Linked DNA regions of Homo sapiens: region 2 is linked to region 1. The links are chromatin contacts, found by Hi-C or POLR2A ChIA-PET in ENCODE. All regions are on one chromosome and are shown on one strand. The core of a region is the stretch at or near the end of the contact, and the rest is flanking DNA. Distances in the headings are between cores, read along the strand shown. Region 1 has its middle 590 kb from the start of PRELID2. Region 2 has its middle 150 kb from the start of PRELID2.

Region 1 (6,891 bases), core at 1,950-4,449:
ACCTGCACCCCCTGGGTTCAAGTGATTTTCCTGCCTCAGCCTCCCAAGTAGCTGGGACTACAGGTGTGCACCACCATGCCCAGCTAATTTTTGTATTTTTATTAGAGATGGGGTTTCACCATGTTGGCCAGGATGTTCTCGATCGATCTCTTGACCTTTTGATCTGCCTGCCTTGGCCTCCCAAAGTGCTGGGATTATAGGTGTGAGCCACTGCACCTGGCCAACTTATATGATTTTACAAAGAATGGCCAAGAATAAACTTAGAGCAGCAATATTTTTGACTCCCAGATTCTCTTCTGACATCAACTCAGAGCTGGCTTCTCATTCTATTGAAATATGTTTTACATTTTTATAATCATAATTTTAAGTTAATATTTTTAAATTATAAAATAAAACCAACCTATGGTACAAAATTTGAAAAACTACACTTAAGCAAAGAGAACAACATAAGCATGTTTGTATCTTTATTCCGTTTTACCAAGGGCCTCTTTCCCCCATACATATACGAGGGTTAAGAAGGGGGGGGAACGAAGGAATGAAAATATAGGAATTTTGCATTTGTACTTACTGTTACATCCTGAGCAGTTCTACCTTTATGATTTTGTTGAAGTATCATTATTAATAGCTATTTTATATTTTATTATTATCTATCAAACTACTTCCCTACTGTTGGACACATTTAAATATTTCACAAGGTATATTAGTTATGATTTTCTTCAGGGACGCCTGTGACTCTAGCTACTCTCCAAATGTTGATAATCCCTGACTTCATATTGAAGTGTTTGGCCCTTTTTTAGGCAGGTAACAGGGAACCACTAGCAAGTTTTGGCCTCAGATTAGCTGAGGCCAGTATAATAAAGAGACATGATAAAAACGTACTGAGTGACTAATCTGAACTAGAATGTAGGATGTCTCAGAGACAGGAGGTACATCAGAACACTTGTCTGGTCCATGTCAGATTTTCTTGGCCTTTCTTCTAATTCTAGCTCCTGTTTGGGGGACAGCTTTATCTGTGTGCAAATGGCAGTACCTTGTTTGGGAACCATTCTCTATACTTCTTGCTTTGCCCAGGGACTTCTCTGCTGCAGGCCTGGGCATGCCTGATTGGCATTCAATACTAGCCACTCATGTATGTGCAACCCAGGATTTGGGGAAGTTAGCATATACAGAGCAACCTTTGAGTAATGTAGGACAGAAGACCATAGAAAAATCCTTTTCTGTTCTTTTTTCAGAAGATGGTTCAAAGAGGCATTTCCTAAGACTTCTCACCTGGCACTGTGGCCTAAGCAGCCACTTGTCTTGTAACCACCCAGTGGGTTCACCTTGCCTGCTGCCTAGACAGAGCCAATTTGTCAAAACAGGGGAATTGTCATGGAAAAGAGTAATTCACAGAGTTGACTGTGTGGGAGACCGGAGTTTTATTATTACTCAAATCAGTCTCCAGCATCTGGGGATCAGGTTTTTAAAGATAATTTGGTGAGTAGGGGCTCGGGAATTGAGGAGTGATGATTGGTCACGTTGCAGATGGAATCAAACGGGGTCAAAGTGAAGTTTTCTTGCTGTCTTCTGTTCCTGGGTGGGATCACAGAACTGGTTGAGTCAGATTATAAGTCTGGGTGTGGTGTCAGCTGATTCACTGAGTGAAGAGTCTGCAAAATATCTCAAGCACTGATCTGAAGTTTTACAATAGTGATATTATCCACAGGAGCAATTTGGGAGGTTCAGACTCTTGCAGCCAGAGGCTGCATAACCCCTAAACCATAATTTCTCATCTTGTAGCTAATTTGTTAGTCCTGCAAAGGCAGACTGGTCCCCAGGAAAGAAGAGGGTCTTTTCCGGAAAGGGCCATTATCAATTTTGTTTCAGAGTCAAACCATACACTAAATTTCTTCCCTAGGTTAGTTTGGCCTACACCCAGGAATGAACAAGGACAGATTAAAGGTTAGAAGCAAGATGGAGTTGGTTAGGTTTCATCTTTTTCACTGTCATAATTTCCTTAGTTATCATTTTTGCAAAGGCAGTTTCCGTCTCGTAGAGCAGTGGCAAATTTGATAATGTAAACTTGTACTGGCTCTCTTTCTCTTACCATGTCTCTCATACCTGCTCCTTAATAAACTATTCATGCATAGGCTTTTATCACAAGATTAGCCTTGGGAGAGCCCATGCCAAGGAAGGAAGGAAGGAAGGAAGGAAAGAATATAATTGCCTTTCCCCAGAGAGGCTTTCTCAATCTAAACTAGAATACCTATTAATATACCACACTTTTATCTTAGAGTGGTTACAGTATCTTTACATTTTTTTATTTGTACAACTACATATTTATCACTCTCTTCCCCCATTTGAATGTAAGAGCCTTGAAGCAAAGGCCATGTCATTTTGATTCACTATTATATCCCCGGTACTTAATAAAAATGTATCAGATAAACAAAATAGTGAATGTGATTTTAAAACTTTCCTCTAAACCCCACGCTTCTGCAGTCTAGGCTGTCAGAAGCTATACTCTCTATTACATCTTTTTTGGCGGTAGGGGTTATTGTCTCTGATTTTCTTAGAAAGACACGTGACATTAATTAGGATAAAACAGAATTTCATTGATCCTCCCATTTACCAGGTTTATTGTTGTTAATCGAATTTCTTCACTTCGATTTTGTGTATTCTAAGTAAAATCTCGTTTCCTCAGTTCAAGGTCCTTGTAAGTGCAGTTGATCTGTTTCATTGTGTCCCAAATTAAGACAATTTGGGAGTTTCCTGACCTCCCCTGTCCTCTTTCCAGAGGATTCTTAGAAGATTAGCTGAAGGCAGTATAATTAAAAAAAAACAAAAACAAAAATAAAAATGTGTTGAGTGCCACGGTGCTTTTTACATTGACATGCACAGTCTAGTGAGAGGAAGAATCATCCTCTGTATTTTACGCTGAAGAGAATGAGGCTCAGAGAGATTATGTGAAATACCCAAATTCACACAACTAATACGGGGTCTCATTCCAAAACCTGTGCTGTTAACTATTACATTTAAGAGCTGCTTGAATCCACTGAACTTCCGTTTCTTTTGAATCAACAGGAAGGATTTTTCCTGCCTTCTGCAGTCATCCTTAGTCCTTCAGGGCAGCGGAGAAGAATCTAATCAGGACCCCTGACCTTGTCATTCATTCTTTTTCTCACTCTTAAGTTAACTGCAGGCACCCTAGGGAATGGAATTGTAACTGCTTTGGACTTCAGAGGAGCAGGCCTAGCCAGAAAAACCACGTCAAAGTTCTCACAGCAAAACCAAGTGTAATGTTTTTTGGATATTAATGTGCTCTCTCTCTCTCTCTCTCTCTCTTTCTCTTTCTTTTCTACCCGCTCACTTTCTCTTTCCGTGTCTGCCTTACTTTGGGTGGAAGTGAGGGTAACAGAAGGAATAGAAGGATATCTTCATTGCACTTTATTTTTTTCTGAAATACAAATTTATTTAAAATTGGTCTCTGAGGATTTGCAAGTTTTTACTATTGGGCACTGTGACAGTTTAAACTGTAGCTTCTTGGCATTGAATCTAAATCTATGAAAATAAATCCTATTGGGAAGCTCATTTCTTAATTACAGGACATATTAGTATCTAGCTTTAAGAGTTTTGTAGTGGGTTAAAGAAATATTTTAGTTAGAAGAAAGCTTTCTCTTAATCTTTTTGCTATAGTGACGTCAATGAAGTATCATAACCATTAGTTTAAAATAAAAATAACATAAAGAGAAAAATGTGCCGGAACAAAAAGAGATGCTTTGAATACTTTGGAAATGAGTCAGAGAAGAAATATAAATTTTAAAAATAACAACTCTGTTTTCTTTTATGTGGAGTAAATCCTGAGGAAGACTCATATACTGCAGTGCTGATTTTATTCTAGGTAGAACTGTGGATAGGCAAAATTTTTTTGCATGTAAAAGAAAATTAGGGTGAAATTAACTCTGATCTGAATTGGACTTCAGTAAGTAACAGCAATTCCCAAAGTTAATGGTTAGATATTAAATTTTACATATTTGAGTAACATATTTAAATATATTATCTAAATTCATTTAAGACCTTCCCTGCTATGAAGAAATTTTACTTACTATGAGTTGAAATTGGGGAATAATGCAAATGAAGAGTCTCCCTGTAGAAAATACTTGAGTCCCTGGGTCTGTGTGCCGTGAAACTGTAGTGAGTCTTCACCATTATTCTACTCCAGGGAATATGGTCTCATAACAGCCTTTCCCTCCTGTTCATTCCCCCAAGGCTGTGTCACTGCATCTTTTTGTACCTTCAATTCAGGCCACCATGCCAAACATTCTTCACTTTGTAGATGTTCGAGGAGCACCTGCCACCCGCCAGGCACTTTGCTAAATACTTGGAATAGGGTAGCAGACAGGGAGTACAAGTGGTCTGTGTCCTCAAAAAGCTGTCAGTTTCGAGGAAAGTAGAGGACTGGGCAAGTATATTAAGAGTGAAATGCATGTTACAAAAAAGTTGGGGCCAGCCGTGGTGGCTCAGGCCTATAATCCCAGCACTTTGGGAGGCTAAGGTGGGTGGATCACTTGAAGTCAGGAGTTCAAGACCAGCCTGGCCAACATACTGAAACCCCGTCTCTACTGAAAATACAAAAAATTATCTGGGCAGGGTAGTTTGTGCCTGTAGTCCCAGCTACTCGAAAGCCTGAGGCAGGAGAATTGCTTGAGACTGGGGAGGCAAATGTTACAGTGAGCTGAGATTGTGCCACTGCATTCCAGCCTAGGCAACAGAGCAAGACTGACTCCATCTCAAAAAACAAACAAACAAATAAACAAACAAACAAGAAACTTGGAAGTAAAAGTTGCTGAGGAAGTAAATATGACAGAGGGAACTAGCAAAGACTTTCATGATTCTAGAAAAATGTATGATCTTCTTTTTGATCCCCTAGGGAAATGGAACATTTATAAAATAATAATGCTGATAATAATAGTAATGATGGTTAACTTTTGTTGAATATTTATTGTTGGCAAGACATTCAAGCAATTCTGTAAACCTTAATTGTATATTACCAAGTGAAATAAGCCAATTTTAAAAGGCTATATATACTATATGATTTCACCAGGCCCTTGGCACTCAATGAATAGGAAATATTTTTAAGAGAATAATGATGAGGATGATGATGGTGATGATGACACTGAGAAAGATGATGTAACCAAACATAGCTTTCATAGCCTTCTTTAACCTTACCTGCCAAAACATCAAAACAAAATTGAGGTGCTAATTGTAATACATAAAATGGACTTTACTATTTCAATGTTTTGCTCTCCTTTTCCTTTTCTTTTTTTTTAATATGAAAAGAAAGATTTACCTAGTTTTATCATTCCCTTTTCATTCTGTTAACCCTGACTATACCTTCATAAATAGCACTTTTATTAAAGTGTCTTCATTTGAGTCTTCTGGGGTGAAATCTGTTTTCTGCTGGCACGCTTACTGATAGAGAATATTCTAAGCACATTTGGCAAACCGATGTAGGACAGAAAGGCATTTCCAACTCTTTTGTGGTTTTGTTGTTGTGTTTGTTCAATTGAGCATAAAAATTACACAGTGAAACAGGTTGAAATGTCTTTTAGTTCTTACTCTGAGTTCCTACTTTGTATTTTCTTTGGACTGTTCTTAATACATTTTCAAGAAAGTATAATTTTCTGTTAAATGCACAATTATTTACAATTTTGTTATATTTGTGTGATTTTATAAAAAGGTCTCTTAGCCACTCTTCTCTTTCTAAAGAATTATACTTCAAATAGAATAATGAAAATAAATGGGAAATGGTATTTAAATATGTATATAAATATTTGTTATATAGCTGTCTCTCAAGAACACATATGGTGGTTAAATCATACCACTAAAAGCTATAAATCACTTTATTAGCCTAGACATTTGTTTTATTTACTGTTTCCTGAAACAAGTATGCTTTTAGGGTGGGGAATGATAAACATTTTACATTTCTGGCATTTGCACTGGAATTATCGGATTAGGGTTTAACCTACTGCCCACAGGTTATTTAGTTGTTCTTTTCTATGATGCAAGCTGGGATTAGGTCAAATGCATCCTATTGGTTACCTTTTTCTCTCATAGACACATCTGTAACTGTTACATTGATTAACTTGATTGTAGCTGTCACTTTGAACATTTTTAGAAAATTCATATGTGAAAACTGAAGTCTGCAGATTACTTAGTGGAGGATTACTTGGATTGCCTTGTAGCACTATCCGGATAACCTTGGACAGACCCTTTAATATCTCTGAATTACAGTATCCCCTCCTGTGGGATGGGAATGATAATACCTTCCTACACAGAAAACTCATTGTGGAGCATGATGCAAATGTAAGGGGAGAGCCATTTAACTCTATATTTAGAAAGATTCATTTGATAGTGTTATTTAATGTCTTATGGTCCCTGGAGACTCAAAACACTCTGAAAAATATTCCAGCTAGTTTCAGTTGGAAGTTCTAACCTTAGAAAGTAAACCATGTGGAAAGTGTTTCATGGTTTATATTTGAATAAATTTTTTGCTTGAAAGCTCATAAAATTTCATATATGTATATATATATTCACACACACATATAAAATCATTTTTGGTATCCTTCTACTTTTCCCTTCCTTTGGTAACAAATAATATTTTTTGCAAAATGAACAATGCTTCAAATTGAGCATTTTTCTTTCATGTCTAGGATCTTCAAGGGGAAAACTTGGGAAATATATTCCTGTTTGGTATGACTTTCCTGTAGACATTTCAGAACTGCAGAACCATTATGGGGAACTTTTTTTTTTATGCAATAGCATTTCTTTTGAATAGTTCTCTTTTTCCCAAAGAATGTTTCCTCCTGGATTTTCTCAGCTGGTACTTTGGTATTTATGGCCTAAGTGATTTAG
Region 2 (6,891 bases), core at 2,766-5,265, 440 kb before region 1:
TTTGGGAGGCCGAGGCAGGTGGATTGCTTGAGCTCAGGAGTTTGAGACCAGCCTGGGCAACATGGTGAAACCCCATCTCTACCAAGCATACAAAAATTAACTGGGTGTCGTGGCATACATCTGTGGTCTCAGCTACTTGGGAGGCTGAGATGGAAGGATCACTTAAGCCCAGGAGGCAGAGGTTGCAGTGAGCTGAGATCACACCACTGGATTCTAGACTGGGCAAAAGAGCCAGACCCTGTCTCAAAAAAAAAAAAAAAGATTTATTTATTTATTTTTCCCTAGGAACAAAGTTCAACAAAAGTAGGTAATTTAAGGAATTTATGAGGAACAATTTTTAAAAGTGCATAATTTTTTAGTTCTGTACAGCTGTAGTTTGAGGCAGTACCTTCATGAATTTCTTTAGGTGACGTACACCTGTATTTTCTCTTCTTATTTTCAAATGGTTGCTTCTGCTAGAAATCCACTTGGTAACCATGTATGAGTGAAAATGTGTTCCTAAACTGAGGCATTTTGACTGTGGGAAGAGCTATAAATAATGATGGAAAATTCAGGATAAAAATTCAGGCAAAAACTGAGCAAGTAAAATAAAGCAAATCTGTATACTTAACATTAAAGAAACTGGAGTGCACTTGAAGCCAAACAAAGATCTTGCTTTATGAAGACACAGAGCTAATTAATCTATGTCAAATTGTTTTTTAAATACTTGTCTTTTGGTATAATTCAAGTTCACTCTTGCAGGAATTAATCACTCCTTTGCCATTTGTAATTGTCGACCTGACAGGCATTTACTTTGATTTTTTTTGTAGTATAAAAAGTGTTTATGGTGCAAAATTAACATTGTTAGACAAAATGTCACCTTTTGGGTGAAAACACTGAGCATTTTTACCTCTTGGTGTCAACTCAGACTCTTCTGATTGATGCATGGAGCTATTCCTGGAGAAAGGCTCCAGCTGGTCAAGTATTCCCTTTGCTAATATTCAGAAACACACAGCAGGGTTACACATGAGGCCTAGGGGGTATGTGTGTGTTTGTGTGTGTGTGTGTACCTCCATGTACACATAAGCTTGTAGAATTGGCTGGACAAAAATACATATAAACCTTTCCTGTCCCATCGACTGCAACTCTCAAAAACATTCAAGTACGATCAGTTTAAAATCTATTTACCAATCAACTCAATAAGCATTAATTGAGCATACTATGTGCTCAGCACTGTTATAAATGCCGGCATAGAAAGATGAATGAGAACCTCAAGGAGTGTGTGGCATTGTGAAAATATGAGCCAGGTAAATGAGTATTTGAAATCATGAGATAGTGTCACAGATAACGATAAGAGCAGGTAACAGCATCAGCTGCAATCAGGGAGGGAGGGGATTCAAGCAAGCATCATAGAGGAGGACTCGCTTGTGATAGGTCTTGAAGGATGCATTCATCAGGTGGCCAGGGTGGTATTCCAGACAAAAGAAGAAGGTGGTCAAAGGCACAGAGGCATGAAACAGCATGGAGTATTCAGGGTATTCAGTAGGGTGTTCTGTGCTGCTGGAGACAGGATCCTGAGGTGCTAGAGAAGTAGCCCTTCTTCTGGTCAATCTTGGGCTCCATGAAGGAACAACTGAGGCCAACCACTGGCTGTCTTTTGATTAAGATTTTTGGACTCTGTGAAAACCCAGGAGTCTTAGGTAATTTTTTTTTTGAGATGGAGTCTCACTCTGTCGCCCAGGCTGGAGTGCAGTGGCGTAATCTCGGCTTACTGCAAGCTTCGCCTCCCAGGTTTAAGCAATTCTCCTGCCTCAGCCTCCCGAGTAGCTGGGACTACAGGCACGTGCCACCACACCTGGAATTTTTGTTTGTTTGTTTGTTTGTATTTTTAGTAGAGACCGGGTTTCACTGTGTTACCCAGGATGGTCTCGATCTCCTGACCTCGTGATCCCCCTGCCTCGGCCTCCCAACTTGCTGGGATTACAGGTGTGAGCCACCACGCCCGGCCGAGTCTTAGATAATTACTGAAGCTGTGTGGGATTCTACGGTTAGGCTTGATTGATTCATTTGTGGCTAGCCTTGGCTCTACTTCTCATTCCTTTAAGTGTATATATTCCCAGCAAGACCACCAGCAACTGTGCTTGGTCCTATGTTAGCTGCTATGCATAGTTTCCACTTTCTAGTTGGTAGTAAATATTTGTTGGCTGAAACGTTGTTGAATGGTTATAAAAATGAGAGCTTCCAGGAACCTCCTGTCTTTTTGGGGAGTTGAGCTAAAAACATGTAAAGAACTCACAGTGCAAGATTTAAGTAACAGTTATAGGCAAAAGAGAGTTGACAAGATTATTATAAACAATTTCCAAAATAGGTGTCACAATTTACACCATCACATGCAGTGCATAAATGTACCTATTTCATCATAACTTTGTTGGAGTTGGCTATTATAATTTTTAAAGTTTTTTTTTTTTAGGGAGACAATCTAATCAGGATGAGATCATTGTAATTTGCATTTCTTTGATTGCTAGTGAGGCTGAACAATTTTCATTTGCTTAATATTGTTATTTCCTATTGCGTGAAGTCATGTTCCTGCTAGCACTGTGATCTAAAAGCAGGGCAAGGAAAGGTTATCTTGCACATAGGGAAAGAGCAGAGAGACAAGTGCAAGAAACAGGGGCTATATCTTTTTGGACTGCATCTTTTCATAGTGAGTGAAAGAAAATCTCACTTCACGTGGCTTAAATAAAAAAGGAAATGCAGTAATCACCCTACTGAAAAGGCCTGACAGTACGTTTGGCTTCAGTTACAGCTTGGACCTCAAATGACGGCACCAGGACCCATTTCTGGATTTTGTGCTCTCCATGTTGATGTAGCATCCCTATATTCAAACAAGCTTGCCTCTTGTGGTTGTCATGTAGCTGCAGGAGTTCCCCTACTCTTTAATGGCAGTTTAAGTTTCAGATGGAGAACAGTCCCTTTCTTAGTCTCATTGGGTTTCACTGGATCACCTAAACACCCTGAACCAATCACCGTGGCCAGAAACACGTGGCGTTCTGATTGGCTCAAGGCTGTCATATATTCCACTGCTAAACTGAATTGGAACTTCACCCTAAGCATGAAGGGTTAGGGAAGAGGATCCCCTCGCCAGATGCGGTGGCTGTGGCCTGTTATCCCAGCATTTTGGGAAGCCAAGGTGGGTGGATCACTTGAGCTCAGGAGTTCAAGACCGGCCGGGGGCACCATGGTGAAATCCCATCTCTACTAAAAATACAAAAAGTAGCCGGGCGTGGTTTGGTGTGCACCTGTAATCTCAGCTACTCAAGAGGCTGAGGCACTAAAATTGCTTGAGCTCGGGAGGTGGAGGTTGCAGTGAGTGGAGATTGCACCATTGCACTCCAGCCTGGGCCATGAAGCTAGACTTTGTCTCAAAAAAAAAAAAAAAAAAAAAGACCCCCACAGAAGGAAACTGGAAGTAAGGTGAACGGCACTTAAAAGTATTCCAGGATTACCAAAGAGCCATTGTTTAGAAAAGCTGGAGTTTGGTAAGGGGCCCCACACTGGGAGTAGTAAATGGAGATGCAAGGCCCTGAGGATAAATTGTCCTTTGCTCTATGTGGCCTCAGACTGCCCCCGATTGGGCTGTGCCCTTCCAGTGGGCAGTAGAAATAGGGCTGCCATGATCTTCTGAATGCTCAGATTCCTCCCTCTTATTCTGACTGTTGGGTGGGCTTCATCTCCTTTTTTTGCTCCCCTCTCCCTGGAGCTTGCTTAAATCCATGGCTCTCAGTTTGGTCCTATCCCCAGAGCTGTCAGGAAGGTATTTATGGAGACAGAAGCCTGCAAACCTCTGATGTGTTGAATACTAAGCTATTGTTTCTCAGCTCAAAGTCATCTTTGTTACTTGGCTTTTTGATACTGGGGCTGGAACTCTGCAAACCACATTTCTCCTTTGCTGGTTGGCTCCCCGGTAGGCTTTGCCAATGAGAGAGAGGAAGCTGGAAGAAGATGTGAAACTAGAGGAGGAACAGGGCCTTGTTCCTTTCTGTTTCTGTAACGTAGCAATGCTTCTTCTCCTTGGCAGTGTCACTTGCTTCTAGTAGCAGCAGTTGGTTCCTATTTGCAGTTTTTCTTTTTTTTAACACTCTAAGGACCTGCCTCACGGAGGTCTCTTGGAGACATCAGCTCTTGCCAACTGGCCTCTCCTGGGAAGCCTAAATCCCAGCTTTGCTGGACCCTCTGAACTCCTGGGAAATAAGCACCAGCCAGGCAGCTTCCTCTCCTCAGAGGTTTGGGCTTGATCTCTCCAGCGGCCCTTTTCCAAATTTATACTTTTTAATAATACCAACCTCTTCTCTTTGTTTTCCCAGCCATTGAAGTAGTAGCTGCTTCCTGTAGTTGCTATGCTTATGATATCTCAGTATCTCCTTTTGGATCTCCCAATTGTCCAATACCTTGCTAACAATTCTTTACATTCAATTATTTTTGTTAAAATAACTGGTGCAGTTTTTATTTCTTGACTAGACTGATTGAAACAGTCTCAGTCTACCTGAATTGTCTTGCCATTATTCCAATGAAGCCTGAAGATCATTCTGATAGAAAATTAATATTGGCTTCCCATTGCCTTTAGAAGAAGGTCCATACCTTTGCCTCCTGCCTGATTTTATAGTTGCATCGTTTGCAAGTTTGCACCTTACGCTCTAGGTACATGGGTCTTCCTTAAGTTCTTCCAATGTGTCATGCTCTGTCATGATCAGGCCATTAAATGTACAGTTTCTTTTGCTAAGAACATTGACATCTTCTACCCTTTTAACTGGGTAACTCTAGGTATTATTTATGCATCAGCAGAGATGTCATGTCCCAAACCTTTTTTGGCTTCTCCCCCTTTCCTGTGGTATGCTGTACTTGCTTTCTGATGGCATATATTGTTTGATTATCTGTTTCTGTCACTGGACTGCAAGCTGCTTGAGAGCAATGCCTAGAACTCAATAGGTAGCTGAATAAATATTTGACGAGGACTTCCTTAGAAAATTTCCATGCTTTCTTTTTACTTTTATGAAGTAAGGACAAAACTCCAGTTACCATTACTGCTGATGCAAGTCACGCCCTAAGTGACTACCGAGGGTTTTATCTTTCATCCAAAGGACAAGTTAATGTTGTGAAAATTGCCAAAGTCAGACTGGAGGGCAACAAACAAGATGCCTTAAAGACCTGAGATGTCTCTGAGGCTGCCATGTGTCACACCGCTGATGAAGGTGGACAGGGATCAGCTACTGATTCACCAGGTTAAAAGCCTTCCCATCACCCACAGCAGCTGAAGGCATCGTGTCAAAGACAAGTGGCAGAAGAAAATGAAACCTTGTCAAGCCCTTGCATATATGATTTCAGGATGCCAATGAGAGGCATTGGATCAGAGGAGAAGATTGTGAATGTGAGTGCTTTTCTGAGGCTGCACCATGCAATGAAGAAACAAAGACTTGGGAGTCTGAACTTGATTTAAATCTTGGCTTTGCCTCTAGTTTCACTGGGAGATAGAAACCTTGATAAGATTCTTAGTTTATTAATCTGTAAAATGGGACTAATAGCACTGACTTTATTTATTTAAATGAGGTAATTGATTTAAAGCATCTAAATATTTAATTGATTTAAAGTTAGGAAATACTGGTAGTTTGTGGACAATGATTGGATTGACAGATCTGATTCTACTCATTTATTCATTTAGTCATTAAAAAAATCATTGAGCATCCCCTAAATGCTAGTGATGCATAAGCAAATACATTAGAAAATGTCCATGCTGTCATGGAGTTTCTACTGGAAAGAGACAATCTGAAAGGTAACACATCGATAAACAAAAGAATGACAATTTTGTTAGTTGATTTAATCATGTCCTTTATAGCACTTTTATTTTCTGATCCAGGATCCAGTCCAGGATCACATGTTGCATTTTAGTGGTCATATTTCTTTATTTGTCTTTATTCAAGAATAAGTTCCTAGGCCTTTCCTTGACTTTCATGACATTGATATTTTTGAAGAGTCCAGGCCAGTTATCTTGTAGATTGAATCTCAACCTGGGTTTGTCTGATTGTCTTTTGACGATGTGCTTTTTAAGGCCATGCAGGAAGCAAATGGCAGAGCTAAGACTGGGACCCGGCTTTCCTGACCACATGTCTTGTGCATTTTTCTCTTAAAAGCTGCCAAGAGACTTGGAGGTCAGAAGACCCCCCATAGTTTCATCCCCAGAAGAAGAGTCCCATTAACACTGCCAGGTTGTTAAATAACAGTAGTATTGACATGGTAATAACCAGAGAGAACACCTTCTTCCAGGTTAACCTGGTGATCTTCTTGGTCATCATTTAGCATCTCCAAGTCTGAGTGACAAATTAAAAAAAACCTGTAATTATTTTCATACTTTTTTGTCATCATCTCTCTAGATGACAATTTGTCTTGCTTTAATAGAAGAGCTGGAAAAATCATTAGGGAAATTAGATCAAATGTGGGTAAAATGCCATAAGATCATTTCAGTTCTATTATGATGCATTTTTCAAAACTATAGGACATTGAACAAAATGCATTAAAATTAAAGAAAAAATTTTTTATTTGGAAAATTCTTTTTAAAAGCTGAACAATTACTGCAGCTAATCTATAATTTACCCAGATGTTGGGTACTTTATTATATTGACATGCTGCAAGTTAGCTCACTAAATTTTCTCCAAGAAATGGCGGAAACAAAAGGGCAAGTAATTGGTGCTCTGAGCCCATGGTCTGCTTCCCGTTTCATGAATGGGACCACAAGTACATTTTAAAATTTGTCCAGATGTTGTTTTAAAAAAACACGCACACAAATAGTCTTCAAACTAACCCTAAATGGACTCTGCCTTTTCACAGCTTTCTTATTTCTGGTTGAATGTTTCTTCTGCT

What was found. Hi-C counts contacts between places; a loop is a spot of excess contacts on that map. ChIA-PET counts read pairs that join two places held with the same protein, here RNA polymerase II (POLR2A).
Region 2: a loop to region 1 is called in a map of A673, with 2.2 times the contacts of the local background. The contact joins two enhancer-like sites. A Hi-C loop is called at or near these places in 3 of 168 maps with a recorded cell type or tissue (A673, Calu3 and endothelial cell of umbilical vein). POLR2A ChIA-PET finds 5 or more read pairs at or near these places in 1 of 52 experiments (WTC11).

What each region holds. Positions count from the first base shown.
Region 1 is chr5:145,241,844-145,248,734 of GRCh38, reverse strand. It overlaps a transcript of PRELID2 not described here. Among named protein-coding and RNA genes, the nearest start is that of PRELID2, 590 kb to the left of the region's middle. Within about 2 kb of position 3,199, at least 2 of the 41 ENCODE cell types and tissues checked have a DNase peak (open chromatin) inside an H3K27ac peak, as active enhancers do.
Region 2 is chr5:145,686,520-145,693,410 of GRCh38, reverse strand. It overlaps a transcript of PRELID2 not described here. Among named protein-coding and RNA genes, the nearest start is that of PRELID2, 150 kb to the left of the region's middle. Within about 2 kb of position 4,015, at least 3 of the 41 ENCODE cell types and tissues checked have a DNase peak (open chromatin) inside an H3K27ac peak, as active enhancers do.